Regions from separate parts of the Homo sapiens genome. Here all the other regions are linked to region 1. Evidence: read pairs that join two places in POLR2A ChIA-PET (ENCODE). Cell type or tissue: OCI-LY7. All regions are shown on one strand. Each heading gives the region's core, and the rest is flanking DNA. Links, peaks and the distances in the headings are about the cores only. Region 1 overlaps SPRED2 (sprouty related EVH1 domain containing 2). Region 2 overlaps ACTR2 (actin related protein 2). Region 3 holds the start of LOC124906140 (small nucleolar RNA SNORA74).

Region 1 (10,942 bases), core at 4,252-6,751:
TTTTCTCCACTTTGGTCAGACTGGTCTCAAACCTTTCAAAAAAAAAAAAAAAAAAAAAAAACAAAACATGATGACCATAGAGAAAGCAAGTGCTGCAGAAGCAGGCTGGCCTGCTCGCCCGCCTCGGCCTCCCAAAGTGCTGGGTTTACAGGCATGAGCCACCGTGCCCAGCCGTTTTTTTCTTTTCTTTTCTTTTCTTTTTTTTTTTGAAATGGAGTTTCACTCTTGTTGCCCAGGCTGGAGTGCAATGGCATGATCTTGGCTCACTGCAACCTTCACCTCCCTGGTTCAAGCGATTCTCCTGCCTCAGCCTCCCAAGTAGCTAGGATTACAGACATGCACCACCACGCCTGGCTAATTTTGTATTTTTGGTAGAGATGGAGTTTCACCATGATGGCCAGGCTGGTCTCGAACCCCTGACCTCAGGTTATCCACCCACCTTGGCCTCCCAACCCAGTTGGATTCTTATTTGCCAAGGTTTCTTCATAACAGGTGACGGCCGGGCGCAGTGGCTTACGCCTGTAATCCCAACACTTTGGGAGGCTGAGGTGGGTGGATCACCAGGTCAGGAGATCGAGACCATCCTGGCTAACACAGTGAAATCCCATCTCTACTAAAAATACAAAACAATTAGCTGGGCGTGGTGTCGGGCGCCTGTAGTTGCAGCTACTGGGGAGGCTGAGGCAGGAGAATGGCGTGAACCCGGGAGGCGGAGCTTGCAGTGAGCCCAGATCGCGCCACTGCACTCCAGCCTGGGCGACAGAGTGAGACTCCATCTCAAAAAAAACAAAAACAAAAAAAAACAGATGATGACCATAGAGAAAGCAAGTGCTGCAGAAGCAGGCTGGCACTTCAGCCCTCTTAGAGCTTTTGGCTTGGGATGAGAGTGATACCTTCTTTGCTGCACATCTGAGAGCAGCTCAGACAGTTAGCTGCATCATCTTCATAGAGTTCAGTGTATAAGAACTACAGCAAGATTACTATCTCTTTCTTGATTTCAATCGAAGAGATGACTTCATTCATTCATTTGTAAAGATTCTTCAGATTGGAGATGTCCAAGCTAGATTTGGCTTTTTTTGTTGTTGTTGTTTTCTTTTAAACACATGTTCCCTGTACCCATCCAGTGGAGGAGATGGGTTGCCTGTTGTTGCCCTGGCCCTGTGGGGCTCTGCTGTTTGACTGGGCCTCTTGAATTCCATTAAATGAAGCACAGACAGCATGTGTCATAAAGGCTGCTTGGGAGGGGTGAAGAGCAAAATTAGTGTCTGTGGGTGGGCATGTGTTCTCATCACGTCGCCAGAGAACTGCAATGTGCAAAATCTGGCTGGAACCTGTTCCAAAGAAAAATAAAACAGCCCCTTTTTCCCTGCTTTGAGTAATATTAAAAAACATCGCTTAACCCCCATGTAGAAGAAATGGAACTGTCAGGAAATTCTTGTGATTATGTGTGTGTGTTTAATAATCTGTGTGTTTAATCTTTACAACTGAGGTTAGAATACAAGAGATGAAAAGGGACTAATCATGAAAAATATTTTGGTGTATTCTGTTGCTGGTGTTGTAGACATTGTAAGTGTTCTTTCTATTAAAGTAGAACTGCCTAAGGATTAGAGGAATTTGTCAGAGCTAACAATTCAGGGAAAATCTATTTTGTTTAACTTTCTTCTGTTCTTCTTTGAAATGATTTTGTAAGAAAAGCCATTTTTGTCTCAGTAAAACCAGTACCAAAGGAAATGTTTGTGTTTTTCTTATATATGATTCACCTGGTACCCCAAGGAACAAAGCAAAGCCAACATTTACACTTACATTTGAAGCATAAGATCTTCCTTTTATAGTTTTCTTGAGAAGGTCTTGCATATTTATTAATTGCTCCTCATAGTATAGAAGAATGCTTTTTAAGGGAGGGTTGTGATGTATGTAGTTTGCATAATGGGGACATATGTTACTTTTGTAATTAGGGGAAAGTTAACTTTTTAAATAGTGTTAATGTTTACTCCTTTTTTCTTTTAAAAGAATTTTTTAATAAAAATAGAGATGAGGTCCCACATTGTTGCACAGGCTGGTCTCAAACTCCTGGGCTTAAGCAATCCTCCTGCTTTGGCCTCCCAAAGTGAATGTTTACTTCTTAAGGACTGCAGAAATGCTCCTAAGCTAAACCCAACATTTCTAAATTTGGGGTTCTTTACCTATTTCAAGTAGCCTCTCTTTGTTTCACAGTTTATCTTTTTTTATTGTGGTAAAAAACACATAACATAGCGTATATCATCTTAACCATTTGTAAGTGAACAGTACAGTAGTGTTAACTATATCCAAGTTTGTATAATAGATCTCTAGAACGTTTTCATCATCCAAAACTGAAACTCTTTCCCAATTAAACAACTCACTCCCCTCCCCAGCCCCCCGCCTCTGGCAACCACTGTTCTCCTTTTTGTTTCTAGGACTTTGACTAGTCACATTTAGATAGCTGGTGTAAGCGGAACAAATCATGCAGTATTTCTTTTTGTGACTGACGTTTCACTTAGCACAATATCCTCAAGATTCATCCATGTTATAGCATATGACAATGTTTCCTTCTTTGTTAAGGCGGAATAATTCCATTGTATGTATGGACCACAGGTGTTAAGGTTAATTCGCTATATGCGAACACACAAGAAAAAGTTAACACAAGAGCTTCCATATATGCCAGCAACTCACTGCTGGGTGTGCGGCAGTTTTCAGGGGATGGCATATCCAGGATGCTTTCAGTGACTGTGACTTTCCTGGAGAATGAAACTGTGTGAAGTTAGTCCTGAGAAGTGGCTGAAGCACACCAGTGAGTGAAATGAGCAGAGAGTTGTTCCTTTTGACCAACATTAAGTCGAGGGCCCTTCCACCTGTCAGTAAAGCTCTCTGGTGGAAGAAGTTGGCAGTAGCCACTTGGTTGTCCTGTCTTGAGCAGTGGTCTTTTGGTCTTTGTTTTTTTTTTTTTTGTTTTTTTTTTGTTTTTTTTTGTTTTTTTTTTTTTTGAGATGGAGTCTCGCTCTGTCGCCCAGGTTGGAGTGCAGTGACGCGACCTTGGCTCACTGCAACCTCCGCCTCCGGGGTTCTAGCGATTCTCCTGCCCCAGGCTCCCGAGTAGCTGGGACTACAGGCACACAGAACCACACCAGGCTGAGTTTTGTACTTTTAGTAGAGACGGAGTTTCACCATGTTTGCCAGGCTGGTCTTAAACTCCTGACCTCAGGTAATCCACCCTCCTTGGCCTCCCAAAGTGCTGGGATTACAGGCATGAGCCACCGCACCTGGCCCAATTTTTTGCATTTTTGGTAGAGACGGGGCTTCACCGTGTTAGGCAGGATGGTCTGGATCTCCTGACCTCATGATCCACCCGCCTCAGCCTCCCACAGTGCTGGGATTACAAGCGTGAGTCACTGCGCCCAGCCAGCAGTGGTCTTTAACCACCACAGACTGCATGACTTAAAGCTTGGTTGGGCTCCCTGCTGCAAACATGTTGGTGATGGCCAGGAAAGCCCAACTTCAGCAGCTTAGCCACGCAGGGTTTCAGTTATCTGTGAAAATCATGAGTCTTGAAAAAAAATGCCTTCTAGTGCCTCCACAAGCTAGTTGGCTTTGGGAGGTGGAGATAGCTCTAGTATTTCCTGGAGTTCTTTCTGAATCAAGTACTTCAAACTACACTACTCCCTTATAAATGAAAAAATATTTTAAGACTAACGTGTTAAAACTGAGGAAGCTTGGTAGCTAGTTGGCCTTTACATTATCCTTGCTGCCTAGTTCTTTTATGTCAGGAAAGTAACATGGGAAATATGTGTACTGAGTGGATGGCTCTGTCTTGTTATAACTCGGAAGGAAATTGCGCTTGTAGGACAAATCCTGTCCCTCTGTGTAGTCAACTAGTCAAGAATCCATTGCATCATGACTATATCCTATGAGCCTGACACTTGACTTAATTGCTCACCAACAGTCATTGTGACCCTAAAAGGAAAGAATTTCCCCAGTAACACTTAAGTTGGGATTTGTAAAATAACATCAGTACGGATCCTTTTAGAGCCATTCAAGATTCAGTGGTGCCACATTCTGAGGATCCCCAAAATGAAGCCTAAATCAGAAGTTTAAGAAGAATTCCTCCTCCTTACCTTTTCTCCCTCACCCCACCCCCAGATAGGAAAGCCCTTGGCCAAAACCCAGCAAGAGCTGAGAGGAACTGGCCTTTCTGGCAGTGGGGAAAGAGGCTTCTTGTCAAGGAGACTGTCAGTAAGCAGTTGAAACATTTGGGAATATTTTTCCACGTTGATTGGGCTTTCGTGGGCTGGATTGGGAACCCAGTTGCCCACCATTTTATGTTTTTTCTGTAGGGAAGATACATTCCAATTTCAAACAACTGACTTACGTTTGGACCAGAAATTATTTGTCACATTGAAGCAACTTAAACCTAAGTTGCAACTTGATGTGCACTGAGCTGCTTTAGCAGAGGTCTATAAGAAATGTCTTTCCCTATTTTTAAGCTAAATAATTGCTTTGTTACCTTTTCCTAACATTTTCTCCTTTTCACTCTGAATGTAGTAAAGATTGGGGCTGGGGAGTTCATGTTGAGTCAACTGATAAGGCAGATAGAATCAACTGTTTGGGAGAAAAAGGGTAGATCTCTCTTCTCTTCTTGGCCTGCATTTGTTCCATAAATATGTCATGGGGTTTTTCTTCCATGTGGCTAAAGAGAATCTCACATTTGTGGATGCGTAAACCCAGCTAGATGACCAGGTTGTACCTTTTATTTTCCCCCAGAGGATCTTATTAAACTTATTAAAACTCAATTTTCATCATTTTCTTGCTTTTTCAAAATACTTGGATAAACCAGTTTCACTCCTGGAAACTTCATAATTGTGTCATAACACTGGCACTGAGAGAACATATCTGTTAGTCTGTCATGGTTTCAGGTCTTTGTGGTTTCAAGTTTTTTCTCTACTCAAAGTATACTCTCAGTTGCATTTTACTGCTGAAAGTTTTCTGATCTGCTTTTGTAGGGTATTTTAGTGGCTTAAGTTTGCTAAGCCCTCTGCCACAACTACAGGACTTTAAGGCCATTTTTTTAAAACACAAAGCATGAAAAGGGATCAAAGTTGAAAGGGTCTCAAAAGTCATTTGTGGTCTCTACCCCTCATTTTACACATAAGGAAACTGAAGCTCAGTAATAAGAGTTTGGGGTGCCTCACCCGGTTGTGAGAAGATGTGTAATGGAGGTTAGGTCAGGTTAGGTCACCTGTCCTGACTTACGGCACTCATTACAACAGATCCAAAAAGGAATTACCTCTATTGGTGTGAAACTTCAGCAGGATGAGTAGGATCACCCTCTAGCTCTGTGATTTTTTCATGTAGCTGTGTTGCCAGTGTTACCTCTTCATTTCTCCTTAGAATTCCTTTCACAATCAGTTGCCTATCCAGTAAATTTCAAGGGACCAAGATAAGGAATAACTTATCCTCCAGAGCACCTAACTTGAATATGCGCACTTCTGCCACCACACGAGGTCCTTTCAAAAGTGTGATCGGGGGTTGTCACAGAGACTGATCTTAGTCCTTTATCTGTCCCTAATGTCAGTGACCTTGAACAAGTCCCTTCTGCAGTCTGGATTTTAATTTTTCCACGTGAGAGAGGAGTCTAGCATAGACGGTTTCCACAGTTCTTTGTATGAATAGCTTAAGAGGTGGAACTAATGTGAAGACCTGAACTCTGCCTTCGGGCTGACCTCTATACCACTCTCCAGGAGGGAAGTGAAGCCGTCCAGCATGCTTCAGGGAGAACAGGTGCCTTGACTGTGTGTTGTTTGTTTATCTGTGTGTTTAGCTCTCCATCTCTAATGAGGGAGGTGGCAGAATCCTAGAAAAAAAGGAACTAAATGCATTAGTAATTCTTGCCATCTGAGAGGGCATCCATTTCTAGTGGACCTGTGGGAATATAAACAGGCTCTTAAAAATCCTGTCAGCTTATTGCTAGCATGATCTGCTGATTTTCCTCCCTCCTCTATAGGTTAAATTATCACCTTCTTTTGTTTGAGAGCAGGTTTTTTGTTTTGTTTTGTGTTTTGAGACAGAGACTCATTCTGTTGCCCAGGCTGGAGTGCAGTAGCGTGATCTTAGCTCACTTCTAACTCCGCTTCTCGGGTTCAAGCGATTCTCCTGCCTCAGCCTCCCAAGTAGCTGGGATTACAGGTGCCCGCCATCACACCCAGCTAATTTTTGTATTTTTTTAGTAGAGACGGGGTTTCACCATGTTGGCCAGGTTGGTCTGGAACTCCTGACCTCAGGTGATCTGCCCACTTCAACCTCCCAAAATGCTGGGATAACAGGCATGAACCACCGCGCCCGGCCAGAGAACAGGTCTTATTAAGGGCTGGCTTGTAAAGGATTTTGTAGGTTTAGAATTTGGTATTAACATAGTTTGGTAGAGTCATTTCCTGACCTTCTTATTAGGTTTTCTTTGGGGTAGAGGGCAGGTGGTAGATAGCAGGTACACACACACAAAAAAAAAAAAAAAAAAAAAAGAGGGAACTGGGGAACTGCACTCTAAATAGCAGAAAGAAAAGTAATCAGATTCTGTTTAGTACCATTATCAGCATCTTGTAGATTTAGTGTTGATTTCCATTTAGAAATCAACCATAACACTACAAATCTCTCACTCTCCCAATATTTATGATTTTCAGGTGTTCAGAAAAGTTGAAAGAAGTGTATGCTCAACATCCATATGCCTACCACCTCAAGTCTGCAATTAGCATTTTGCTATTATTGTTTTATCATACACATATCTATCCATCTATCTCCATCCATGATTCCATGTTTTTTTAAATGCATTTCAAAGTAGGTTGCAAATATCATGGCATTTCTTCCTAGACATTTCAACGGGTGGGTTATTACATACTCCCTTCCTTTGTTTTCTCCAATAATGTGAAAGAAAGCAAAAATATTCTGAGAAAGTCAGGCATAGGAGTTCAAGGGCTGCAATTTAAAGCCCTAAATTGGAGATTATTAACTTTAAACAACTCCTCTTTGCCATTTGTTTTTTGAAGTACCAATTTTTCTATTACATGTACACTTTAATGTGGTGAGAGTTAATTTTGTTTAGTAATCTGACATTTCCATTAGCTGGCCTTTGGGGTTTAAATGTGGATCACAAATACCATTTTTGGAAGGGTGTGTAAAACAGAGGGAAAGTCAGAAAATTACTGCTTCTGGAATAAAAAGTAGAAGAAACGTTTCTTCGGGATGGGTTATTTTGTTTGCTTTAAGATGGTAATCTTTTGATCTTGATTAATTATGAACTCCAGAAGTTCAGGCTCAACTCAGTAAAGCAGACAGACAATAAAAGCAAAATCATAAACCTAGATTCAGACTTTGGCCTCTCAACTCCCAGTACTCCCTCACTGCAACCTCTGCCCCCTAGGTTCAAGCGATTCTTGAACCTCAGCCTCCTGAGTAGCTGGGTTTACAGGTGTCCACCACCATGCCCGGCTACTTTTTTGTATTTTTGATGGAGACGAGCTTTCTCCATGTTAGCCAGGCTAGTCTCAAACTCCTGACCTTGGGTGATCCACCTGCCTCGTCCCCCCAAAGTGCTAGGATTACAAACATGAGCAACCACACTTGGCCATAAATTTTATTTTTTAAAGTAGTTTACTCATGTCAGAGCCATTCGTGTTTTCGTGGTTTTTGAAAAAAACTCAGAACTACCTCTGACACATGCCTTGAATGTCAACAATCTTTCACAGTAAAATCTTCCCATAATTTCCTAAATTAATTGTAGAGCCTTCTTTAAGGTGATTTATCTGCTGCACAGATACGTGACTGATACAGAGGCCCCTAACTGGTTGACTAGGAAACCCACCAAGGATTTAAGAGGCATATGCCCAGGAGTCTCCAGTTCCCTGGTCCCCCAGGATGAGAAAATTAGGATTTCTGCTATTAGTAAGGATTAGAGCAAAGAGTTTTCAAACTTCAAGAAAAAGTTGTTCCATTCTTCGCTGATTATAATCTAATTACTAAACTACCATGCCTGTCCTGCCAGTCCCCCCAGGCCTGACCTCAGCCCTCTGCTGGGCTTTCCTTCTCCTGGGCCAGGTGCATTACTCACCTCAAGAGGTACTTGCACAAGAAGAACATATTGACAAGAGAAAATTGCCCAGGAGCCATTTTTTAAAAATCTGTCTTAGACATTACTTCTAAAATTGGCTGCCTGTGTGCTGAAGCTAAGATTTACTTCAGCGAACACTTCGTTGCCCATGTTTAAAACTGCCCCATGTTAGGGTTTTAGGTTGAACAACCTTAACCTTTATTGTGTCCCAATTACACGTGGTCTGTCATCTTGTATATATTTAGTATTCTTGTGGTTTATAAATTTGAGTACTGAATTAAAATGCTGAAAAGATTTAAAAAAAAAAACCAACAAATATAGTGGTATCCTTAAGACATTTTTGATAGATTAAATAAGTATTGATAAAATCAAAAAGTTTCTATTAAGATTTTTTTTTTTTTCATGAGAGCACTGTAGATAGAATCTAGCCAAATCACTCTTTTCCTGTGCAGGATTTATACGTGTTCAAGCTACAGGAGATAAACACTTAGAGGTGAAATTTAAAATTGCGTTTAAACACAGTACAATGCAGTGAGTCTAATGTAACTTTGTCAACCTTGCTGAAATGGAAACCAGAAAACCAGCATTTTATGAGGTAACTTCCAGTGTGCCTGGGCATTGCTAATGCCGTGGGTATCACCACCTTCTATTTACAGTCCATATAGATTTGCCGCTAAAATTGGGGCTTTCTCTGAGAAGATGATGGGGGCACTAGAAGCTCCAACTTCCATCTGCCACAGTAGGTTTTTCAAGCTTACCAGAACTGTCACTCAGGGCTCCCAGGCTCGGGGGATGTCAGAGGATCCCTAATTGCCTGCCGGTATTTTCCCAACTACTTCCTCAAAGGCTCCTAAGCCTCTGTAAAGCTTACGTGTTTAACTTCCAGCTCTGATCTTTGTTCCTTTGTGTCTTTGCTTCATTTCCTTTTTTTTGGCCCTTGTGGGTCACAGGACACAGCAGGAAAGAAAGGAGGCCAGACTGGTGCATGGCACACTGCCTTGTACCCTTGACTAAGGACAGCTGGGCAGAGCATCCATTCCACTCCCAAGGATGTCTGCAAGGCAGGTGCAAGATAATGTGCCAGAATGTGCAGTATACATGCTGCTCTGGCTCTAGTGACCTGGAGGTGTAAGGTAGCACTCAGCGATGGGGAAATATTTATATTTAAATTAGGATTTAACATCAGTGATAAGTTAAATCTATATTATCTAAATATTAAATCTATAATATTTTCCTTTAAACTGAGGTTTAAAGGAAAGTATAGAGGCACATAGAATGCTAAATCAGCACTGTATGTTAAACAAGGTATGGGCATATATTTCGAACCAAAATTGCTCACTTATAAAAATAGGGATTCACAGCTTATTTTTAAAGGAGTATTTCTGTATTAAAATTTCAATAGGAAAACTAAAATACTAGAGGTCCAAGTCTAGCAAACTTTGACTTGTTAATACTGGTTCTGAAGAATGATTGATAAATTATTAAGTTTAATAATCATTTATATGCTGACCAGTGTCTTCCATGATAATGGAGGAAACGGCCTCTTTTAATATGTGCACTGGAAAATAGTGTGTGGGTGAGAGGTTTATTTATATGCTTCAGTGTAGCTAGGTAGCATGAACAACAAAGATGCTCGGCTTATCCAAGGCATGAGGAGGGACATGCCCCTTACCTCCCTCTTTGGGAGAGGGTAGAACTTGGACACAGAGGGCGCTAGTGACCTTGCAGGACAGCAGTACTTACTGGCTTTACTCATAGATTCTGAGCCCAACAGAGTGAAGGAAAACCTATTTATACCCCCTCTGAGGCTCCTGCACATAAGCAGGACCCCTGGCTTTTAGCTTAATTGGTTCCTGGATGAAGGTCATATCCCCAGTCATTGTAAAGCAAAGACTACCACCGCCACCTCCTACACACACCTTTTAGGTACCGTGTTTTGTATAAGGGTTCTATTCCTAAAACTCATTCCATACCATTTAAAAAATACATAAATTGATAATGAAGATAACATATTTTTAAAAATCAAAGCTGGCTGGGCCTGGTGGCTCACGCCTGTAATCCCAGCACTTTGGGATGCTGAGGCAGGTGGATCATTTGAGGCCAGGAGTTTGAGACCAGCCTGGTCAACATGCTGAAACCCCGTCTCAACTAAAAATACAAAAATTAGCTGGGCGTGTTGGAGCACGCCTGTAATCCCAGCTACTCGAGAGGCTGAGGCAGGAGAATTGCTCAAATCTGGGAGGCAGAGGTTGCAGTGAGCTGAGATCGCGCCACTGCACTCCAGCCTGGATGACAAGGGTGAAACTCCGTCTCAAAAACAAAACAACAAAAAACCAAAGCTATGTTGTAGTCCTCTAAGGGTAGGGGTTACTCTGCACGAGCAAGATTAGCTACAGCACCTCAGAAAAGCAGGGACACAGTGAAGACTGGACGGAAGAGCCTGTTTTCTCCTCTTGATAAACATAGAGCATAGTGCCCTGGCACTGTGAGCTCACAGGAAAGTGTTAGTCCCTGTTTAAGTACACGGGTTCTTTTACTAGTACTCTCCATTGAGTGTATTTGTTGGCTGATTTCACTGATGTTAAATAACTGTGGAGAAGCCTGTTGTTAAGTGATCTTAGCCCACTTTTCACCTTCTGTACATCTTACATCATGCAAACTGGTTCTCTTTATGAAACAAACGTTTAATGATCAGAAAATCTCTTCTCTGCCTCACAGTGCCTGCTCATCCATGTTTGAGAGAAGAGCTGATGGCCTTTGCCAGAATTGGCTACTGCCAGATCTGGCATCTTTGCGATCGAGTCTTTCTACTGTGGGCATTTATGAGCT
Region 2 (10,942 bases), core at 5,118-7,617, 110 kb after region 1:
TATTTAGTTATTTTGCAGTTTGTTTCTAATGCATAAGTATTAAAGCGAGTGTTCTCTTTTAAGACTTTTAGTCTACTATTATGTGCTGTCCAAGGAGATGAGAAGAAACAGACCCTGAGACTGAGGACTGAAAAACAGGACTTTTTTTTCCTTTTTTTTTTTGAGACAGGGTCTGGCTCTGTCACCCAGGCTGGAGGAGTACAGTGGCTCAATCTAGGCTCACTGCAATCTTCATTTCCTGGGTTCAAGTCATACCTCCCACCTTAGCCTCCTGAGCAGCTGGGACTACAGGCATGCACCACCATGCCTGGCTAATTTTTGTAATTTTTTTGTAGAGACAGAGTTTCGCCATGTTGCCCAAGCTGGTCTCGAACTCCTGGCCTCAAGTGATCTGTCTGCCTTGGCCTCTCAAACTGCTGGGGTTACAGGCGTGAGCCACCACACCCAGCAGAACACGTTCTTAAAGCTCTGTACAATTCTTTATTTTTTTCAACTTAGATAGTTTTGAATATACTACAAATAACATATACTGTGTGTTCTGGAAAAATGCCTATTGATACTAGACAGCTAGAAATCTAAGAAAAATTAAACATGGCTAGCCAAAGCATCACTTTGATTATTCACTGGAACTTATAATAAAAGGCAATGTCAGTTAAACCTCATAATAAAAGAACAGCAAAGAAGCTGCTTTGTTTCCCCTGTTTCCTCAACCTCCTGGGCTCAAGTGATCATCTCACCTCAGCCTCTCAAGTGGCTGGGATTATAGGCATGTGCAACCACACCCAGCTAATTTTACTTTTTATAGAGATAGGGATCTCACTATGTTGCCTAGGCTGGTCTCAAACTCTGGAGATACAGCAATTTGACCACCTTGGCTTCTCAAAGTGCTGGGATTACAGCCATGAGCCACCATACCTGGTCAAAAAAACTTTTTTTATTTATTTTTATTTACATATTTTTTTTGAGACAGAGTCTCACTCTGTCGCCCAGGCTGGAGTGCAATGGCACAATCTCAGCTCACTGCAACCTCTGCCTCCTGGGTTCAAGCGATTCTCCCGCCTCAGCCTCCCAAGTAGCTGGGATTACAGGCACATGCCACCATGCCCAGCTAATTTTTTGTATTTTTTTTTTAGTAGAGACGGGGTTTCACAGTGTTAGTCAGGATGGTCTCGATCTCCTGACCTCGTGATCCACCCACCTCGGCCTCCCAAAGTGCTGGGATTACAGGCGTGAGCCACCACACCCGGCCTAAAACTACCTCCTTTTTAAGTGGATATAATTCCTTGATGCAATAAGCCTCATAAAACTCATATACAGCCCTTGAATGTTGTACTCTTTTAAAAAGAAGAGGATTTCCATTGCAAAAAAGAAAAAAAAAAGGAGGAATTCACACCATCATCAATTCAAAAATACTCCCAGGAACACTGACTAATGCAAGAATTTACATTTTATTTCCCAAAGAGCCCTCCCTACCCACCTCACCTTATTTTCTACCACTTCCATCAGGTCACACACATACTGGCCTTTCTCCAAACACACTTGACCCATTTCCAGTGCCACACTCTTTTCCCACTGGATTATCCCCTGAAGTGCCTAAAAGACTCCTTGGCACATATCTGACAGGCCCAGACATTCTCAGTAAGTTCCTGTTGAATTTATAAGACCATAAAAAAAAAAAAGAGCTCTCCCAACGTGGCCAATATTTTATTTCCAATAAAGAGGGAGGCAGTTGCTAATGGCAATATCAAGAGAATATATAAGTAGTCCCCTCCATTAAACCCACCTCAAAAGTTAGAAATGCACTCCCAAATGTTTACCTTCTCCTTTTTAATCTACTATATATTTGACAGGCATGATTTTATGCTACCTTTTTGAATCTCTGCGTATTTTTTTTAACTCAAGCCAATTCTGGGGACAAATTCCATGCATAAAAAATTAAAATAGCTATGCCAGGCACGGTGACTCATGCCTGTAATCCCAGCACTTCAGGAGGCTGAGGCGGGCGGACTACCTGAGGTCAGGAGTTTGAGACCAGCCTGACCAATATGGAGAAACCCCATCTCTACTAAAAATACAAAATTAGCCAGGTGTGGTGGCACATGCCTGTAATCCCAAATACTTGGGAGGCTGAGGCAGGAAAATCACTTGAACCCAGGAGGTGGAGGTTGTGGTAAGCCAAGATTGCACTATTGCACTCCGGCCTGGGCAACAAAAGCGAAAATCTGTCTCAAAAAAAATTTAAATAGCTTAAAAGAGAGAATATCCTATTTTTTAAAAAATAAGTCTTTAAGCCTTTTTTTTTTACCTTAAATACATATTTAGCAAATAAAAATGTATATAAAATCTTATTTCACAAATTTTAAAAACTGAAAATATTTCAAAGTGTGGTATATAAATAATGTAGTTTTCTGGGGCTTATAACTTATTGAGAAACCAAATTCTCTGACATAAAACATACATAATAAATGTTTGATGAAGTGTTTTTTCTAACAGTTAAGCTTAACCTACCTTGAGCGTACAAAGTCAGAACTGCCTGGATGGCTACATATACACCGGAAAACTGGTAAGTTTCAAACATTACCTGTAAATGCAGACAGAAAGAAAAAAACTGGTATTTAGAAAATTACATAATAAATAAATGTTTTCCTCATGGTCACAGAGTGAATTAATTGCCCAAAATAGAATCAAATGGACCTGAAATAGTCTTCCATTTTCATCAGCTCCTCTTATTTCTTATTGAAGTCCTGCTGCCACAGAGCTCCAAATCTGAAGACAGATTTCTAAGTCCCCAAGCATTTCATAAGCGTGACAAAGCAAAGATTTCTTAGTGTATTAGTTAATGACTAATTAGTGTGAAAGAAAGCTCTCTGTATTGAACAAGACTTTCTTAATTGATATCCCTTAAGGGAAATTCTTTTTTTTTTTTTTTTTTTTTGAGATGAAGTCTCACTCTGTTGCCCAAGCTGGAGTGCAGTGGCGCAATCTTGGCTCACTGCAACCTCCACCTCCAGGGTTCAACTGATTCTCCTGCCTCAGCCTCCTGAGTAGCTGGGACTACAGGCATGCACCACCATGCCTGGCTAATTTTTGTATTTTTAGTACAGACAGGGTTTCACTATGTTGGCCAGGCTAGTCTCGAACTCCTGACCTCATGATCCACCCACCTCGGCCTCCCAAAGTGCTGGGATTACAGGTGTCAGCCACCACATCCAGCCAGGGAAATATCTTTTTTTTTTCTTTTTTTGAGACGGAGTCTTGCTCTGTCGCCCAGGCTGGAGTGCAGTGGTGCCATCTCAGCTCACTGCAACCTCCACCTCCCTGGTTCACGCCATTCTCCTGCCTCAGCCTCCCGAGTAGCTGGGACTACAGGCGTACACCACCACACCCGGCTAATTTTTAGTATTTTTAGTAGAGACAGGGTTTCACCGTGTTAGCCAGGATGGTCTCCATCTCCTGACCTCATGATCCGCCTGCCTCGGCCTCCCAAAGTGCTGGGATTACAGGCGTGAGCCACCGCACCCGGCCGGGAAATATCTTTTAATTCGAAGACAAAATATAGAAATTGCTTTACAGAGCCTCGTACCCCCTCCCTCAATCTGGGCCAAGAGTGTAGCTCTGTCTACCCTGAGCAGCTTAAAAATTAAAAGAAAGAAAGAAAGAAAAAATAAAAAACCCAGTAAAATGCCACGGCAAAGACAAAAATCAATGGTTAATTCCTGATTGCTGGAAGATACAGAAATGGCTTAGCTGCTGAGCCCAGTCCCTACTTGAATCAAGACTGTAATTACAACCTCCAAATGAACTACCCTGGAAGGAGGAGTTCTTTCCTTTTTGCCCTCACTGGTCACACACATGTTCATTCTCTGTAGCCCAGGTCAGCTGGGAACATCCTGCATGATTTTTTTTTTGGTGATCTTGACTGAGCACCCCTTGACTGGTAGGGTTGCCTATCACTCTGAATATCTAAATATTTAGAAATTTTACAACTGACCACAATGAAAATTACACAGAATTTAAATTCTACAACTCTGAAACACATACTCATCAATTAAGCAATTAGATAGTCTGAATAGTATTTTATTCCATCATCCTTTATTCCACCTCCACAGGGATGAAAATGGAAGAATGATCATATATATGCACATACCAATGTGAAAGCATGTTAATGAGATTAAGGTAGGACACTATCAGTCATAGACATATTTGTAGTCATAAACAAATAAGAATATTAAAATATAAGCCATAAGAAATCATATGGATTCTTTAAAACCATGATCTTAGATTTTCAAAACACTTAATACAAAAACTGAGTTTTAATACAGGCTTTAAAAATACTAACAACATTTTCTTCTAAACCCTTTCAAAAATTTCCATCAACATTTAAACATATTCGTAAACAAAATATGTACATTAAACAGTAACTGGAAAGCTACAGAAGTTATTAAATTTCTACTTCATATATACAAAAATAAAAGAACCTTGAAAAATTACTTATTTAAACTATGAGGATCATAGCTCTCTTGCTCTCTCTTTCCTCTGTAACTGCTTATTTCATTATTTCATTAACTTTTTTTTTCTTTTTCTTTTTTCTTTTTGAGACAGAGTCTCGCTCTGTCGCTCAGGTTGGAGTGCAGTGGGGTGATCTCAGCTCACTGCAACCTCCACCTCCTGGGTTCAAGCAATTCTCCTGCCTCAGCCTCCTGCGTAGCTGGGATTACAGGCGTGCACCACTATGCCCAGCTAATTTTGTGTTTTTAGTAGAGACGGAGTTTTGCCATGTTGGCCAGGCTGGTCTCAAATTCCTAGTCTCAAGTGATCCACCCGCCTTGGCCTCCCAAAGTGCTGGGAGCCACCTAGCCCGGCCTCAATAACGTTTTCAATCTCCTTCTGCTGGCTCCTCCTATCTCTCTGGTCCTTGGCCTTTTCACCACTGTCTACCCTCTTCTTTGTTGAACCGTATCATTTATAGCCCTACCTTCAAAACAGACCTATAATCTGGTAATTTCTCACTATCTCTACTACTACTACTTCAATCCTAACCATCATTATCTTTTGCTTAAATGACTGAAAAAGTCTCCAACTCTTCTATCTTTGCCTCCTTGTGGGATACTCACAACACAAGAGAAATCTAAATCTGAGCATCTCCTTTTCCTGTAACAGCCCCATATTTCACCCACAGTAAAAGCCCAATTCCCTTTTTTTCTTTTTGAGACTGAGTCTCACCCTGTCGCCCAGGCTGGAATGCAGTGGTGTAATCTCGGCTCACTGCAGCATCTGCCTCCTGGGTTCAAGCGATTCTCCTGCCCCAGCCTCCCAAGTAGCTGGGATTACAGGCACGCACCACTATGCCCAGTTAATTTTTGTATTTTTAGTAGAGATGGCGTTTCACTATGTTGGTCAGGCTGGTCTCGAACTCTTGACCTCGTGATCCGCCCACCTCGGCCTCCCAGAAGTGCTGGGATTACAGGCCTGAACCACCACTTCCAGCCGCCCAATTCCTAATTAGAGCCTACAAGGCACCAATATTACTTACTCGACCTCATCTTCTGTTGCTCTCTCCTCAACCACACTGGCTTCCTTGCTTATTCTTTAATATACCAAGCTTGTTCCTAACTTAAGACCTTTACACTGGCTACTCCCTTTATCTGGAATACCATTCTCCTATATACCCTGGCTAACTCACTTACCCTGTCTGTTTAAACATCACCTTCTCACAACCTATGTACAATTACAACCTCCCACTCCCCGTTAACCTGATTTATTTTGCCTTTAGCATCTACAGCTGATCCATGAATAACAACAAGTTTGAACCACACAGGTCCACTTATACACGATTTTTGTCAATAAATCTTTCCTGCCTCCCCTTGCACCTCTTCTGTCTCTGCCACCCGAGACAGCAAGACCAACCCCTCCTCTTCTTCGTCGGTGTGAAGACAATGACGATGAAGATCTTTATGATGATCTACATCCACTTAAGGTATAGTAAATGTATTTTCTCTTATGATTTTTTATTTTTTTTTGAGACGGAGTCTCGCTCTGTCGCCCAGGCTGGAGTGCAGTGGCACGATCTCCACTCACTGCAAGCTCTGCCTCAAGGGTTCACGTCATTCTCCTGCCTCAGCCTCCTGAGTAGCTGGGACTACAGGCACCCGCCACCACGCCCGGCTAATTTTTTGTATTTTTAGTAGAGACGGAGTTTCACTGTGTTAGCCAGGATGGTCTCGATCTCCTGACCTTGTGATCTGCCCGCCTCCGCCTCCCAAAGTGCTGAGATTACAGGCGTGAGCCACCGCGCCCGGCCATGATTTTCTTAACAGTATTTCCTCTAGCTTACTTTATTGTTAAGAATATAGTATATAATACATATTATGTTATCAGTAAGGCTTCTGGTCAACAGTAGGCTATTAGAAGTTAAGTATTTTGGGTGGTAGTTAAGTTTGCACGTGAGTAGGGAGGGTTGGTGCCCCTAACCCCTGCATTGCTCATGGGTCAACTGGATCACTCACCTTCTAACAAACCATTTAATTAACTCTGTAACTGCTTATTGTATTAGCCTTTTCAGTCTCCTTCTGCTGGCTCCTCCATAAAAACTTAATTAACTTAATTAACTCACTAAATTAAAAACTTAATTTTTTTGGTCTGTTTTTCCCTGTTAGAATATATACACTCCATGGCAGTAGGATTTTTTGTTTACTGATCTATCCTACTTTCCTACTTAGAATAATGACTAGCATATAGTAGATACTTAATAAGATCTGAAGGAAAACAATTATTTTTATTCTCTTTATCCATAGCAACAGTAAGAAAATTTTTGATTTAACATAATATCACAGAAATACACATATGCATATCCTGCATAAAAACTCACCTCTACAATCTTCTCTCTGTTTTTGGTTGGGTTCATAGGAGGTTCTGTGAGTAAGATTTTACAATTTCTGGTATCTATATTAAGTTTCTCTGGTCCAAATGTGTAGTCCCACAGGTGTTTCATGTCATCCCAATTTCGTACTATGCCATTTTCCATAGGGTAGTTAACTTCTAACATTGATCGTAATTCACTTGCCTCATCACCAACCATAAGATCCTAGAAAATTATGTCAAAGCTGTAGATCAAAGTTTTGCATAATATTTAAGAAAACTTGGGAATAATTAATTTTAATATTTCTGACACTTGCAAAATAAATCTTTTTATTCCACAAGTTAGAAAATCTTTTCTATCAAGAACAATGTCTTAGAAAGTTTAATCATGGATAATACATTTTTACATACAATGTGGTTTAAATCAATAAATTGACCTTACCTTTAACACAAATGTTTCCAAAAGAAGAGCATTAGCACAAATAAACCCCACATTTTCATATTTTGGAGGGTTTTGTATGAGGTTTCATCTGTTTCTTTTGCTCAATTGTTCAAAAAATAAGGCCTGTGATATGTGAAATAGCACATCAGGGGGAAAAAAACTTGTAGAAAAATGCTCAATGCATGCAGCACATTTCTTTGCACTAAATATCAAAATGATAAATGTAAGTACTATAAAGCATAATGAAAGAAGCAAAAAATAAAATGATTCTTTATTACTCTATAATAATGCATACATACACCAACTAATAAATAGCACAAACTTCTATCTACATATGCCTGAATAAGAATTTAAACTGTTTCTACATATGCCTCACCAAGGTGAATGAGAATTTGTAGAGTTATAAAAAATTAAGATATAGGCAAATAACCCATCCTTTAAAATTGTCTCCTGAGCAACATTTTCAATCTTAAAGTATACTGGAAAACTACACCATCACACATGAAGCATAATACTCACAAGTCTTGTCTCCAATGAGAGCATACTTAAGATGACCCACATTTGAAAGTCACATTTTCTATATATAATAAGTAAGGATGTCCTAGCATTTAGACTTATTTTTAGAGAACAGCTAGTCAAGAGGTTAAATAATACTAATTTCTACATATGTTGATAAATTCAATTAAAAAAACTAGTATCAGAAGTAGATATTTGCTACAATACGTTAAGTTTTAATTATGGAGAGACAAAAAAAAGCAGCAGCAAAATTAACACGAGATTATTTTTTTGAGACTGAGTCTCGCTCTACTGCCCAGGCTAGAGCGCAGTGGCATGATCTCAGCTCACTACAACCTCTGCCTCCCAGGTTCAAGCGATTCTCCTGCCTCAGCCTCCTGAGTAGCTGGGATTACAGGCACCTGCCACCACGCCTGGCTAATTTTTGTATTTTTAGTAGAGATGGGGTTTCACCATGTTGGCCAAGCTGGTCTCAAACTCCTGACCTCAAGTAATTCACCCATCTCGGCCTCCCAAAGTGTTGGGATTACAGGCATGAGCCACCACACCTGGCCAACATGAGATGTTTTAAAACAAAGGCTTAAAAATATATGAGTTTTAAATTAAAAAAAAAAGAAAAAGAAAATATCAGAGATGAAACCAAGGTGAGGACTCTAACAAAAAACCAAACAGATCTCTGGAAAATCCACTAAAAGCATCAAAAAGTATAACAAAGTTAAAAACAGATGCTAGAAATGCTCAGTAAAAATTTGTTGCAATTTCTTATGAAGTTCATTTACCATAACTTACTAACTTATTACTCAAATATCTGAAATATTAAATGTTTACACTCTTTTTTTTTTTTTTTTTTGAGATGGGGTCTCACTCTGTCACCCAAGCTGGAGTGCAGTGGTGCCATTATTGCTTACCACAGCCTCAACCTCCCCAGGCTCAGGTGATCCTCCCACCTTAGCCTCCCAAGTAGCTGGGACTACAGGCTACATGCCCAGCTAATTCTTGTATTTTTAGTAGAGACAGGGTTTCACCATGTTGCCCAGGCTGGTCTTGAACTCCTGGGCTCAAGGGATCCGCCCACCTCAGCCTCCCAAAGTGCTAGGATTATAGGCATGAATCACCACACCCAACCGTTTAGATTCTTCTATGAGGAATATGCAAAACTAAAAATCTGTATTTGTGAATTCTAGTTAATAACATGCACATGTTGAAGTATTCAGGGAGAAGTATACTGGTATCTGCAACTTACTTTGAAATCCATCAAAAAACAAGATGCACTGATGAATGAACAGATGAACAGATATGTAATAAATCAGTATGATATATATTAATGTCAGAATCCAGGTGATGGATATACAAGTTTCATTGTAAAATCATTTCAATATTGCTACATTTTCTTAATACTGCTTAATAAAATGTTAGGGGGGAAATCTATACCTGTAATTATATATACCATTTTTGTTACTAACTTTACGTCTTTTTTGTGTGTTGTACAAGATAACAGATTAGATAATTAGATAATATAATCAGTATTATTTCAACCAATTTGAAATAAGTCTGATCTGATTTCAACAGAAATTTACTTTTTATTTAATGTACAAATAGGGGCTTACATTTACATGACCCAATGCCAACTCTAAATAAATGCCTCATGTATCTACTTCTAGGACCACACATACTATAAAGGATTAACTGAAAGAAATGTTTGGAATTGAGTATCCTTACCTTCCTCAGAACAAACAGGACATTTAAAATGGAGTATTAACTTATTTAAGAAGTACAAAGTTTGACTATACAAGCTATCCAATTAAAAAATTTTCATATCGAAAATTTTAATAAAAAAATCCTACTAAGTGTTATATAACTTGCCTTCATCACTCAGAACCAAGTTATAAGTGATCAGATCAGACCTTAGGTTTTAACCACCTGCCCCGCCACTGAACATCACCTATCTGAAACAATGAAAAAAATCACAGTAACTGAGATGCTGTTTCAAAGGTATTTATACTTCATGAAAAGTGGGTAGTAGGGATTACATTTGCCAAGAATCATTTTGAACAATGTCACCTCAAATTAGAATACAGAGTAAACTCAAGTTCAAAAGCACAATTAAATCCCTAGAAGAAAATTCCACTGAAAACATTTGTTTGTTTGTTCAATTAACTAATAGAGGCAGGGTTTTGCTCTGTCACCCAAGCTGGAGTGCAGTGGCCCTGTCATCACCCACTGCAGCCTCAAACTTCTGGGCTCAAGCAATACTCCTGCCTTAACCTCCCAAGTTGCTTGGGAGGCACATATCACTATGCCTGGTTACTTTTTAAAAAACTTTCTATAGAGACAGGGTCTTGCCATGTTGCCCAGGATGGTCTTGAACTCCTGGGCTCAAGCTATCCTCCCACCTCGTCCTGCCAAAGTGCTGGAATTATAGGCATGAAACACCTCACTCGGTCAAAAACTTCTGTTAAAATAAGCCTACACTGTTCTCTACAAGCGCACTCTTTCCTTTTCTTTTCTTTTTTTTGAGATGGAGTCTCACTCTTGCCCAGGCTGGAATGCAGTGGCGTGATCTCGGCTCACTGCAACCTCTGCCTCCCGGGTTCAAGCGATTCTCCTGCCTCAGCTTCCTGAGTAGCTGGAATTACAGGCACACACCACCACACCTGGCTGATTTTTCTATTTTTAGTAGAGATGGGGCTTCACCATGTTCGTCAGGCTGGTCTTGAACTCGTGACCTCGTGATCCACCCGCCTGGGCCTCCCAAAGTGCTGGGAGTACAGGCACAAGCCACCGTGCCCAGCAAGCACACCCTTTTCTTAATCTCATTAGAATATAAACACAAATGTTATGATCTTTTATTTAGGATAAATTTCCTCTTTTAAATGTTTTTGTTTATTCAAAAGAAAACTTCACAAAGTTACTATTACTAGTTAAAATATATATTAGAAGTGCCTGATTTTTGTCAGAGATTCTTACAAACAATATTAAAAACAAACTTGAAAAGTATCTACTACAGAAGCACTTAGACTATCACAGAAAAATACAATGAAGAGTTAAATGTCTGAGATAAGACCAGCAAGCTTATAGTTATAAAGAAAAACACACTGTACAATGTTTGGGGGGGAAATCTGTTGT
Region 3 (10,942 bases), core at 5,659-8,158, 200 kb after region 1:
TTTTTGAGACTTAGTCTCGCTGTCGCCCAGGCTGGAGTGCAGTGGCGCAATCTCGGCTCACTGCAGGCTCCGCCCCCTGGGGTTCGCGCACATTTGCATTTCTGTTAGGTATGTACCTAGGAGTAGAATTGCTACGTGATAGAATATGCACATGTTCTAGTAATGTTCTGTTTCTTAATCTTTTTTTTTTTTTTGAAACAGGGTCTTGCTCTGTCGCCCAGGCTACAGTGCAGTGACATGATCATGGCCCACTGCAGCCTCGACCTCCCAGGCTCAATCAATCCTCCCATCTCAGCCTCCCAAGTAGCTGGGATTACAGGCACACACCACCACACCCAGGTAACTTTTTATTTTTTCTAAAGACAGGGTCTTGCCAGGTTGCCCAGGCAGGCTATTTTTAATTTTAAACTTACTAATCAAGTGAAGTCAAAAGTTATTCAGTGCCAGCCAGGCACAGTGGCTCACGCCTATAATCCCAGCACTTTGGGAGACCGAGGTGGATGGATCACCTGAGGTCAGGAGTTCAAGAATAGCCTGGCCAACATGGTGAAACACCATCTCTACTAAAAATACAAAAATTAGCCAGGTGTGGTGGTGCGCGCCTGTAGTCCCAGCTACTCGGGAGGCTGAGGCAGGAGAATCATTTGAACCCGGGAGGCAGAGGTTGCAGTGAGCTGAGATTGTGCCACTGCACTCCAGCCTGGGCGACAGAGTAAGACTCTGTCTCAAAAAAAAAGAAAAAGGTTATTCAGTGACAAGGATTGTGATGCTGAGGCAGGAGCTGCTAGTGAAGTCGGTAGGAAAGAAGCAAGGGAGGTGGAATGCAATTAATGTTAGCAGATCGCCTGGCCCTGCGAAATGGACGTGTGGGCTTTTACAAGACACAGATATTTTCACATCAACTCTAGATGCTTTGTTACTGGGGAAGAACTTGAGAAAAAGGGAAGTGTCTCCATGCAACGGCAACAAGGGAAACTCACTATGCAGCCAAAACAGGGAGGAAAACAACTTGTAAAAGATCATGTGTTAGTAAGTCAGTTCATTCATTTATTCAACCATTCAATCAGCATAAACTCCAAAGCACTGTGCGGGAGGTCAAGAACATGGCAATAAATGAGGTATGAAAACAGTACCGTAAGCCACCCCCCTGGCCAAGTCTTCTCCTGGTTGTGTGCTGCCATCTCAGAGGAAAGGTGGGGCTGAGAAGGCTGCACCCCCTCCAAGCCTGCCTCCCACCCCTCCTCAGCCCCACTAACAGTAATACCACTTTCCCTGTCCTCTTCAATTCTCTACCTTCTACCCATGGGGCTTGGCTTCTCCCATCCTCCCATCCACCTTCCCCCAACTACCAGGATAGTCCTCAAACCATAATAATCCCAAGCAATCTACTTCTGAGGCTGACTTTTGCAAATAATTCTATGGGAGTGAGGCAGGGGGTGATTTCTAGGACCCAAGGAAGCAAGAATGGGGCTTATGTCTGGAATGAACAAATTGAATGAATAGTTACACTTTGGTTGTGTCTCTTAAGCAAAATAACCTATAATGAGCACTTTAATAGGCCAGAAATTAAAGGAAGTGTACAAGGCAGAGCAGAAAGGAGGAGCAAGGACCGTTCAATTCCCATCCTCCGAAGTGTTTAAAATCCTGCTGTCTAAGGTCCAGATTACTTGGGTTCAACCCGGCTTGTCCATTTGTCACTTGAGTGACCTAGGACAGATCCTTTCACCTCTCTGTACCTGTTTCCTTATTCACAAGGTTGGAGGAATAGTTATTTCACAAGGTTACAAAGATAAAGCCTTGGGAGCAGCACCTCGCATGTAACAAACACTACATGTTAGCTGAACGCATGATTTTGGGCCCCTGTGCCATTGTGACAGTCAGGACAGGCCTGCCCACTTCCCCCAGCTCTCTTCTGCAACTCTATTCCTGGTGGCCCGTGGGTAGCTCTTGGACAAAACTCAACATACCCAGTCTCCCAAGACTAGCAGCAATTCCTAGTGACAACAGTTTAAATTCATGTTAAGCTGAAAAAGGAAGTCTGCGTCAAAGGAACAAATCTGCAGAGGTTTCCCTGGTCCAATTGTGTAGCTCACCTCTGAGGTTATTACACAAAGTACTTTTATTCTTCTTTTCTAAACTTCCTGCTTCTAGATTAGGCCTAGGGAACCTACTGCTGCATTATAAAGCCCATTTCAGTGCCTTTCTGCATCCCTTGGCAACCCTCCTAGAATGTGGAAGCAGCTCATTTAAAAATAGAACTCTTTTTTTTCTTTGGTCCTTCTACACTTAGTAGACAGTGTACTAAGTGGAAAAATAGTCATCATAGTCTTTCCCCCCATTTTCTTCCCTTCTCTCTGCCCCTCCTCTTTTCTTCTCCACTTTTTTTTTTTATTTTTTTTCCCCTTTTTTCCTCTGTTTCTTTAAATCCCTCCCTATGGGTCAGAATGGAGCTGATTCTGTTCTGGACTTCATTTTGTTCTGAACTTCATTTTGTTCTGAACTATATAGACACAAGTCTAGGAAATGGTAGTTTCTTTTCTGAACTTGGTGCATGGCTGAAAGATGAGACAGAAGAGGTTCCTGGACAAAGAACAGGAGATGAAGAGAAAAGGAGCTGGCTCTGGGAAGGGGCTTAGAGACATTTCCCAAGCTGATTAGTTCGTTACTAGCAATTACTATTTAGCCTCCCACGAGTGGCCAGACTTAGATTCTCTTAGAATGAAATTCATAATGCTAGAGCCAAGCATTTCCTTGGTCTTCAATCCAGTGTCTTTTATCTCTGGATTTCTTTTCTTTCTTTCTTTTTTTTTCTTGATACAGAATCTCTATCTGTCACCCAGGCTGGAGTACAGTGGTGAGATCTTGACTCACTGCAACCTCCGCCTCCAGAGTTCAAGTGATTCTCCTGCCTCAGCCTCCCGAGTAGCTGGGACTACAGGCGTACACCACCACGCCCGGCTATTTTTTGTATTTTTAGTAACGACAAGGTTTTGCCACGTTGGCCAGGCTGGTCTCCAACTCCTGACCTCAGACGATCTGCCCACCTTAGCCTCCCAAAGTGCTGGGACTATAGGTGTGAGCCACCGCGCTTGGCCTTATCTCTGGATTTCTAGCTACAGCCAACATCAACTTCTTTTTTATTATTTATTATTAAATACATGTCTGATGTTAGTTCCACATATGATTTATTTTGTTGGTTGTTATTTTCTGAGTCGTAAAGGGAGGGGTTCCAGTGTTCAGGAAGCCCAAAATGAATGAAATTTGCTTGACTGCTTAGCAACCTCCTACCTAAAAATCAATCTTTTGAGCCGGGCGTGGTGGCTCTTGCCTGTAGTAGTCCCAGCTACTCAGGAAGCTGAGGTGGGAGGATCCTTTGAGCCTAGGAGTTCAAGGCTGTGATAAGTCATGACCATGCCAGTGCACTCCAGACGAGGTGACAAAGCAAGACCCCCTGTCAATAATCAATCAATCCATCTGTTTGTAGTTATGCCCAAGGACCAGGTACAGGAAAGGAGTTTGCCCTGAAGCTGCAGATACCCTATTTTATGTCAGCTGTGGACAGGCTATGAATAATATTTACGACGAAAGAAGGTAGTTTCAGTTTTTAAAAAAAATTTAAATATGTCTTGCTTCTTTGAACAGTCATACTTTTAGTTTTTAACCAGTTTATTTTGTGTAGGTTGATGTGAGGAGCACTTTTTAAAAAGTGTTAACTCTGTGGTTAAAAAAAAATCAAAATTGTCATTCAGCTTCTTAATTTCCTAAATTAGCCTCTGACTTTGATTGATTGGTTTGCTTTGAGTTTGTGCTGAAAACTGAACTGAATCTTTGCCAATTCAGACAGCAATACTGTGACTTGATATCTTCTTCTTCTTTTTTTTTTTTTTTTTTTTTTTTTTTTTTTGAGACAGGGTCTCACTCCTCTGTCACCCAGGCTGGAGTGCGGTGGGGTGATCACAGCTCACTGTAGCCTTTACCTCCCAGGCTCAGGTGATCCTCCCACCAGAGCCTCCCAAGTAGCTGGGACTACAGGTGCACAACAAAGCCCAGTAAATTTTTTTGTAAAGATGGGGTTTCACCACATTACCCAGGCTGGTCTTGAACTCCTGGACTCAAGTGATCTGCCTACCTTGCCCTCTCAAAGTGCTGGGATTGCAGGCGTGAGCCACCATGCCCAGCTGACCTCTTCATTCTTTATGGAGTCTATGCCCCTGGGTGTATTAGGGTGCTCATTTCAAACAATCAAAAGGAATTATTTGATTCCTTTTGTAATTACCCCAGTCTTAAGAAGACTAAGAAAAAAATAGTTTGTTCCACAAGTGTGAAGAAGAAATTCTGAAATTAGAAGGACAATTTGCATGCATGCCTTTTGTATCTGCCTCTTTACATTTTGGTAAATTTCAGCAATCAGCTGGGTGCAGTGGCTCATGCCTGTAATCCCAGCACTTCGGGAGGCTGAGGCGGGTAGATCACCTGAGGTTAGGAGTTCAAAGGCAGCCCAGCTACCATGGTGAAACCCTGTTTCTACTAAAAATACAAAAATTAGCCAGGCGTGTTGATGTGCACCGGTAATCCCAGCTACTGGGGAGGCCGAGGCAGGAGAATCGCTTGAACCTGGGAAGCAAGGGTTGCAGTGAGCGGAGATCGTGCCATTGCACTCCACCCTGGGCAATAAGAGTGAAACTCTGTCTCAAAAACAAAAACAAACAAACAAACAAAAATCAGCAATCAGAAGAAAGTGTCCGCCCGCCCTACATTACATCTACTTTCTCAGGTTCCTCCTCCCTTAATGGCTGCTCCTTCTCCCAGACCTCTTACCCTTGGGGTGCCCCAGGGCTCCTTCCTTGACCCTGGTCATTGTCTGCATTCATTTGCTTCGTTCTCATTGATTTGGGGGATTTTACATTCCTTTCAGGAATGCCAGAGTATTCAAGAGTGAAGCAACAAGATGTTTCCTACTCTGAAATGGCTCAGTTAAACAAACAAATAAAAGCGTGTATAAATAGACAAATATGGCTGGGCGTGGTGGCTCATGCCTGTAATACCAGCACTTTTGGAGGCCAAAGCGAGAGGATCGCACGAGCCCAGGAGTTTGAAACTAGCCTGGGCAACAAAGTGAGAACCTGTCTCTATTTTTATTTTAAAAAGATAGAGAAATATAGAGCTAATATGGCAAAATGTTAATAATTGTTGAATGAAGGTAGAAGGTATATGTACTAAATGTATGCACATTTGTGTATGCTTAAAAATGTTCATGTTAAAAGGATGGGAAAAAATGAATAACTATTATCTATCTATATACTTACAACTCCCAAATTATGTCTCCTGCTCAGCCTCTCTCCTGAACTCCAGATTCACATATCCAAAGCCCACTTATGACCCCATTTGGATGTCAAAGCAGTGTATCCAAAACTGAACTCCTGATCTACCCCCAAGCCTGCTGCATCAGCAGCTTCCCCACCACAGCTGATGACAACTCCATTTTTTGTAGTTGTTTAGGCTTCAAACCTTGGAGTCACTTTGACTCTTCTCTTTCTCTCCCAGCCCGCATCCCATCCCTCTGTAAATTCTGTTGGTTCTGTTTGCAGAACTCATCCAGAATGTGATCCTTTTTTACCCCTGCCACTCTACACGCTGGTTTGAACCACTCCCAGCTCTTGCCTGGATCATTACAGTAGGCTCCCACCTGTACCACCTGGTCTCCTTGTTTCTGTCTTGTCCCCTTCAGTCTATTCTCAACAGGGAGGCACAGAGCCCCCCGCCCCCCCGCCCCCCCGCTTTTATTTTTTTTTATTTTTTTATTTTTTTTTTGAGACGGAGTCTCGCTCTGTCGCCCAGGCTGGAGTGCAGTGGCACAATTTCGGCTTACTGCAACCTCCACCTCCCGGGTTCAACGCCATTCTCCTGCCTCAGCCTCCCGAGTAGCTGGGACTACAGGTGCCTGCCACCATGCCCAGCTAATTTTGTTGTTGTTGTTTTTTTTTTTTTTGTATTTTCAGTAGAGACGGGGTTTCACCGTGTTAGCCAGGATGGTCTTGATCTCCTGACTTTGTGATCTGCCCGCCTTGGCCTCCCAAAGTGTTGGGATTACAGGCGTGAGCCACAGCACCTGCCTCCCCCGCTCTTTTTTTTTTTTTTTAAGACACTGTCTTGCTCTGTCACCCAGGCTGGAGTGCAATGGCATGATCTCAGCTCACTGCAACCTCCGCCTCCTGGGTTCAAGCAATTCTCCTTTCTCTTGCCTTAGCTGCCCAAGTAGCTGGGATTACAGGCGCTGCCACCACACCCAGCTAATTTTTGTATTTTCAGTACAGATGGGGTTTCACCATGTTGGCCTGGCTGGTCTCGATCTCCTGACCTCAGGTGATCCACCCACCTCGGTCTCCCAAAGTGCTGGGATTACAGGCGTGAGCCACTGCTCCTGGCCCACAGAGACCCTTTAAAATGAAAGCCAAATTGAGTTCCTCTCTGCTCAAAAGTGCTTTGTTCAGAGGAAGCAAGGAAACAGTGGAAACTGAAATCCTTCAACAGCCCTAGGCCCTACCCAATCTCCTTGACCTTCCCACCTGGCCCGCTATGCAGTCACTTTGGCCTCCTTGCTGTTTCTGGAATAAGCCACTATACTGCTTTCTTGGGACTCTGTGCAGCTGTTACCACTTCCTGGATTGTTCTTCCCCTAAACATTTGCACCGTTTGCTTAAAATTACTTCTCAACAAAGCCTACCCTTAAGATTGCAACTTGCTTCTCCACACATGCCAGATCCACCTAACCTTGATCTTATTTCACTATAGCACTCACCACCTTCTAACACATTACCTGATTTCCTTATGCATTATGTTTCTCGTCTGTCACCTTCACTTGAATATCAGCTTGGTGAGGATAGGGATGTTTTACTTGCTGTTACATATCATGTGCCTAGAACAGTACTCAGCTCAGTGTGGGGCCTGGCACGCAATATTTGTGGAATGAATAGGTACACTTTGGTTGTATCTCTTAAGCAGAAAGACCTATAATGATAACGTTTATAAGTCAAAAATGAAACTTGGCTGGGCACAGTGGCTCACGCCTATAATCCCAGGATTTCGGGAGGCTGAGGTGGGAGGATGGCTTGAGGCGGGGAGTTCCAGACCAGCCTGAACAACATAGTGAAACTCCATTTCTACAGAAAAATCAAAACATTAGCCAGGCGTGGTGGTGCACGCCTGTAGTCCCAGCTAACTTGGGAGGCTGAGGTGGGTGAATTGCTTGGGCCTGGGAGGTCAAGGCTGTAGTGAGCTGTGATCGTGCCACTGCACTCCAGCCTGGCCAACAGAGTGAGACCCTGTCTCAAAAAACAAAATAAAACAAAAGCAAAAACAAACAAACAAAAAAATTAAACTTGGCTGGGCATCGTGGTTCACACCTGTAATCCCAGAACTTTGAGAGGCTGAGGCATGAGGACTTCTTGAGCTCAGGAGTCAAGACAAACCTGGGCCACATAGCAAGACCCTATCTCTAAAAAAAAAAAAAAAAAAAAAAATCTTTTTGAAAGAAAAGAAATTAAACTGAACCCAAAACTTTTTTTTTTTGAAACAGGGTCTTGCTGTGTCACCCAGGCTGGAGTACAGTGGCACAATTTTGGCTTACTGCAACCTCCACCTCCTGGGTTCAAGCGATCCTCCCACCTCAGCCTCCTGAGTATCTGGGACTACAGGTGTGTGCCATCAGGCCCAGCTAATTTTTTGTATTTTTAGTAGAGACAGGGTTTCACCATGTTGGCCATGCTAGTCTCGAACTCCTGACCTCAGGTGATCCGCCCGCCTCAGCCTCCCCAAGTGCTGGGATTATAGGCGTGAGCCACCACACCTGGCCTCAAAATTATTTTTTTCAACAGAAAAGATTGTTTGCACTCAGATTAGGACCGACTCCACAGGAGTCATTTCACTCTCAGAAGTGCAAAACACTGCCCAAAGGTATACTTGGCCCCACACCAAAACAGCACCCGGAGCCAAGCCTCAATTAAGACAGTGCTTGCTGTTCCAACAGTGAAACACCATCACAGGCATCACACTAGCCAGGAGAGCTAACGACTGCTGGATAAAACTTTTAAAATCCAGAATCCTGAGCTATACTTTCCTTTCACTTCAGTTTGTTCTATATTTTTTTTTTACTACAGTTGTACCAAGCTGTCTGTGAATGGCCTCTTTTGTGAATGATTTCATTGTTCTTTTTATTCTATTTGTTGCAATTCTTGGAACTCCTATCAATTCAGCTGTTTCATTGAAACTTTGTACTTCCTTAAAGGAAAATGACACAACTCGATATATTAGAATTAATGTGGGTTAAAGTCAGAATAAGAATAATCTCCCTTTGACCTGGCAAAATTTAAACAAGTGTCCTATGGGATATGAAGATGTACCTTTGACATCCACTGTTTTTTTTTTTTTTTTTTTTTTTGAGACAGAGTCTCACTCTGTCACCAGGCTGGAGTGCAGTGGCGGGATCTCAGCTCACTGCAACCTCTGCTTCTTGGGTTCAAGCGATTCTCGTGCCTCAGCCTCCCAAGTAGCTATGATTACAGGCACACGCAAGCACGCCAGGCTAATGTTTGTATTTTTAGTAGAGACAGGGTTTCACTATGTTGGCCAGGCTGGTCTTGAACTCTTGACCTCAAATGATCTGCCTTCCTCAACCGCCCAAAGTGCTGGGATTACAGGAGTGAGTCACCACTCCCGACCATGACACCCACTGTCATTAACACTCACCCACATCCTCTACATTCCATGGCAAGCCAGGTTCTTCCTAAATGTTGTTAGTCCCTTGGACTAGTATGAAAAATTGCTTTTTGACAATATAATTAGATTTCTCCCAACCTTTCTTGGCTGACTTCTTAAAAAGCAGAAGCAGAGTTATCACTATGCTCCCAGGAAGAGCTATTTATGAAATGTAACATAATTCTTACGGCCAGGCATGGTGGCTCACGCCTGTAATCCCAGCACTCTGGGAGGCTGAGGCGGGCGGATCACGAGGTCAGGAGATCGAGACCATCCTGGCTAACAAGGTGAAACCCCGTCTCTACTAAAAAATACAAAAAAATTAGCCGGGCGTGGTGGCGGGCGCCTGTAGTCCCAGCTACTTGGGAGGCTGAGGCAGGAGAATGGCGTGAACCTGGGAGGCGGAGCTTGCAGTGAGCCGAGATCGCGGCACTCCAGCCTGGGCAACAGAGCGAGACTCCGTCTCAAAAAAAAGAAAAGAAAAAAACCCACTCACCCACATCCTCTACATTCCATGGCAAGCCAGGTTCTTCCTAAATGTTGTTAGTCCCATGGACTAGTATGAAAAATTGCTTTTTGACAATATAATAGATTTCTCCCAACCTTTCTTGGCTGACTTCTTGAAAAGCAGAAGCAGAGTTATCATTATGCTCCCAGGAAGAGCTATTTATGAAATGTAACATAATTCTTTTCTATAGTAATTCTGCTAGTAAAAATAGCCTATTCTAGAAGGTAGCTCCTCTTTTTTTCCTAGCTTGACCATATTTATAGACATGTTAAATGCCTTTCTTAGTGTCTCAATAATAAATCTCATAATTGTATTTATTTATTTATTTTTGAGACAGGGTCTTGCTCTGTCACCCAGGCTGGAGTGCAGTGCTGCGGTCACGGCTCACTGCAGTCTTTACTTCGTGGGTTCAAGCGATCCTCCCACTTCAGCCTCCCTAGTAGCTGGGCCCACAGGCACCTGCCACCACACCTGGCTAATTTTTGTACTTTTTGTAGAGACAGAGTTTTGCCATGTTGCCCAGGCTGATCTCGAAATCCTGGCCTCAAGCAATCCACCCACTTCCGAAAGTGCCGGGATTACAACAGGCATGAGCCACCATGCCTGGCCAGTCTCGTAGTTTTAAATGGATGAAAAGCCAATGGTTCACAAGTTCATCTGATCCTTTTTACTCCCTCTCCTCCCTTTTGTTGGTGTATGAAAATTGCTAAATTCAGAGAGAAAAGACAACTAATATAAGGCACTAAATGGAAATGAAAGTAAGTTGAACAAAGGATTTAATAAAAAAGACTGATTCCTGAAAGAGAAAATGATAGAGCTAACATGGCAAAAGATGAACAATTGGCGAATTGGGCAAAAGGTATCAGAGAGCTTTTGTAGAATTCTTGTAGCTTTTCTGCAAGTTTGAATTACTTAAAAATAAAGAGATAAAAACATGTCTGATCTTTTTGGGCTAAGTATTAGTAAATAAGTCATCAATATCTAGTAGCTGCTAGGGATACAATGATGAATCATGCATAGATCTCGTCCACAATCTAGAAGGAGAGAGAGACATGTAAATAAATGTCTCAAGATTATGAAGTGGGGCTCCTTCGTTTCAGCAACACTGTGGCACCAGTGAACAGGTAATCAGGTTAACAAAGTCAGCTGAAGCTAACAGTCCTCTCTGCCTAGGAGGAATTTTCAAAGGGAATGGGAAAAAACCTGTTTTACAATTCTTAGACTCCTCAGTTCTACCAAGGTTATAGAAAGGAGAGAGAGCCCATTCCCTGAGGGAGGAGAGCTGGAATGCCACCTTCTTAATCCCACACTTGCAGAACAATGCCAAGAGGATACCTTGGAGAACTTAAAATGCATTTCTTCAGAGGGGACAAACAGAAAACCAAAAACAAAATGGCAGATGTAAACCCTAACTTATTATTGAAAATAAATAGTCTAAAGACAGCAGTTAAAACACAGAATTTGGACCAGGAGTGGTGGCTCATGCCTGTAATCCCAGCACTTTGGGAGGCCAAGACGGGCAGATCACTTGAGGTCAGGAGTTCGAGACCAGCCTGGCCAACATAGTGAAACACTGTCTCTACTAAAAATACAAAATTTAGCTAGGCGTGGTGGCAGGCGCCTGTAATCCCAGCTACTCGGAAGGCTGAGGCAGGAGAATCACTTGAACCAGAGAGGCGG

What was found. ChIA-PET counts read pairs that join two places held together with the same protein. Peaks named below come from ENCODE experiments on the same cell type or tissue, not always from the same donor. Only the 100,000 strongest peaks of a DNase experiment are listed, where the experiment ranks them.
Region 2: POLR2A ChIA-PET joins it to region 1 with 7 read pairs; 3 of 35 experiments call an interaction of 5 or more read pairs at or near these places.
Region 3: POLR2A ChIA-PET joins it to region 1 with 6 read pairs; 2 of 35 experiments call an interaction of 5 or more read pairs at or near these places.

What each region holds. Positions count from the first base shown.
Region 1 is chr2:65,352,125-65,363,066 of GRCh38, reverse strand. The region is part of intron 1 of SPRED2 (sprouty related EVH1 domain containing 2); the gene reads left to right. Among named protein-coding and RNA genes, the nearest start is that of SPRED2, 75 kb to the left of the region's middle. RefSeq lists enhancers at 4,858-5,007, 5,040-5,541. In OCI-LY7, for the core only: no CTCF peak of the experiment used is centred there; a DNase peak (open chromatin) is centred at 5,756; H3K4me3 peaks cover 999 bases; H3K27ac peaks cover 1,334 bases.
Region 2 is chr2:65,242,666-65,253,607 of GRCh38, reverse strand. It overlaps ACTR2 (actin related protein 2), which reads right to left. Exons shown (of 9, transcript NM_005722.4): 3 at 6,869-7,084; 4 at 2,509-2,581. Among named protein-coding and RNA genes, the nearest start is that of ACTR2, 20 kb to the right of the region's middle. RefSeq lists an enhancer at 2,690-2,859. In OCI-LY7, for the core only: no CTCF peak of the experiment used is centred there; no DNase peak of the experiment used is centred there.
Region 3 is chr2:65,155,798-65,166,739 of GRCh38, reverse strand. It overlaps LOC124906140 (small nucleolar RNA SNORA74), which reads right to left and starts at 8,078; the gene lies at 7,880-8,078. In OCI-LY7, for the core only: no CTCF peak of the experiment used is centred there; a DNase peak (open chromatin) is centred at 6,629; H3K4me3 peaks cover 812 bases; H3K27ac peaks cover 1,206 bases.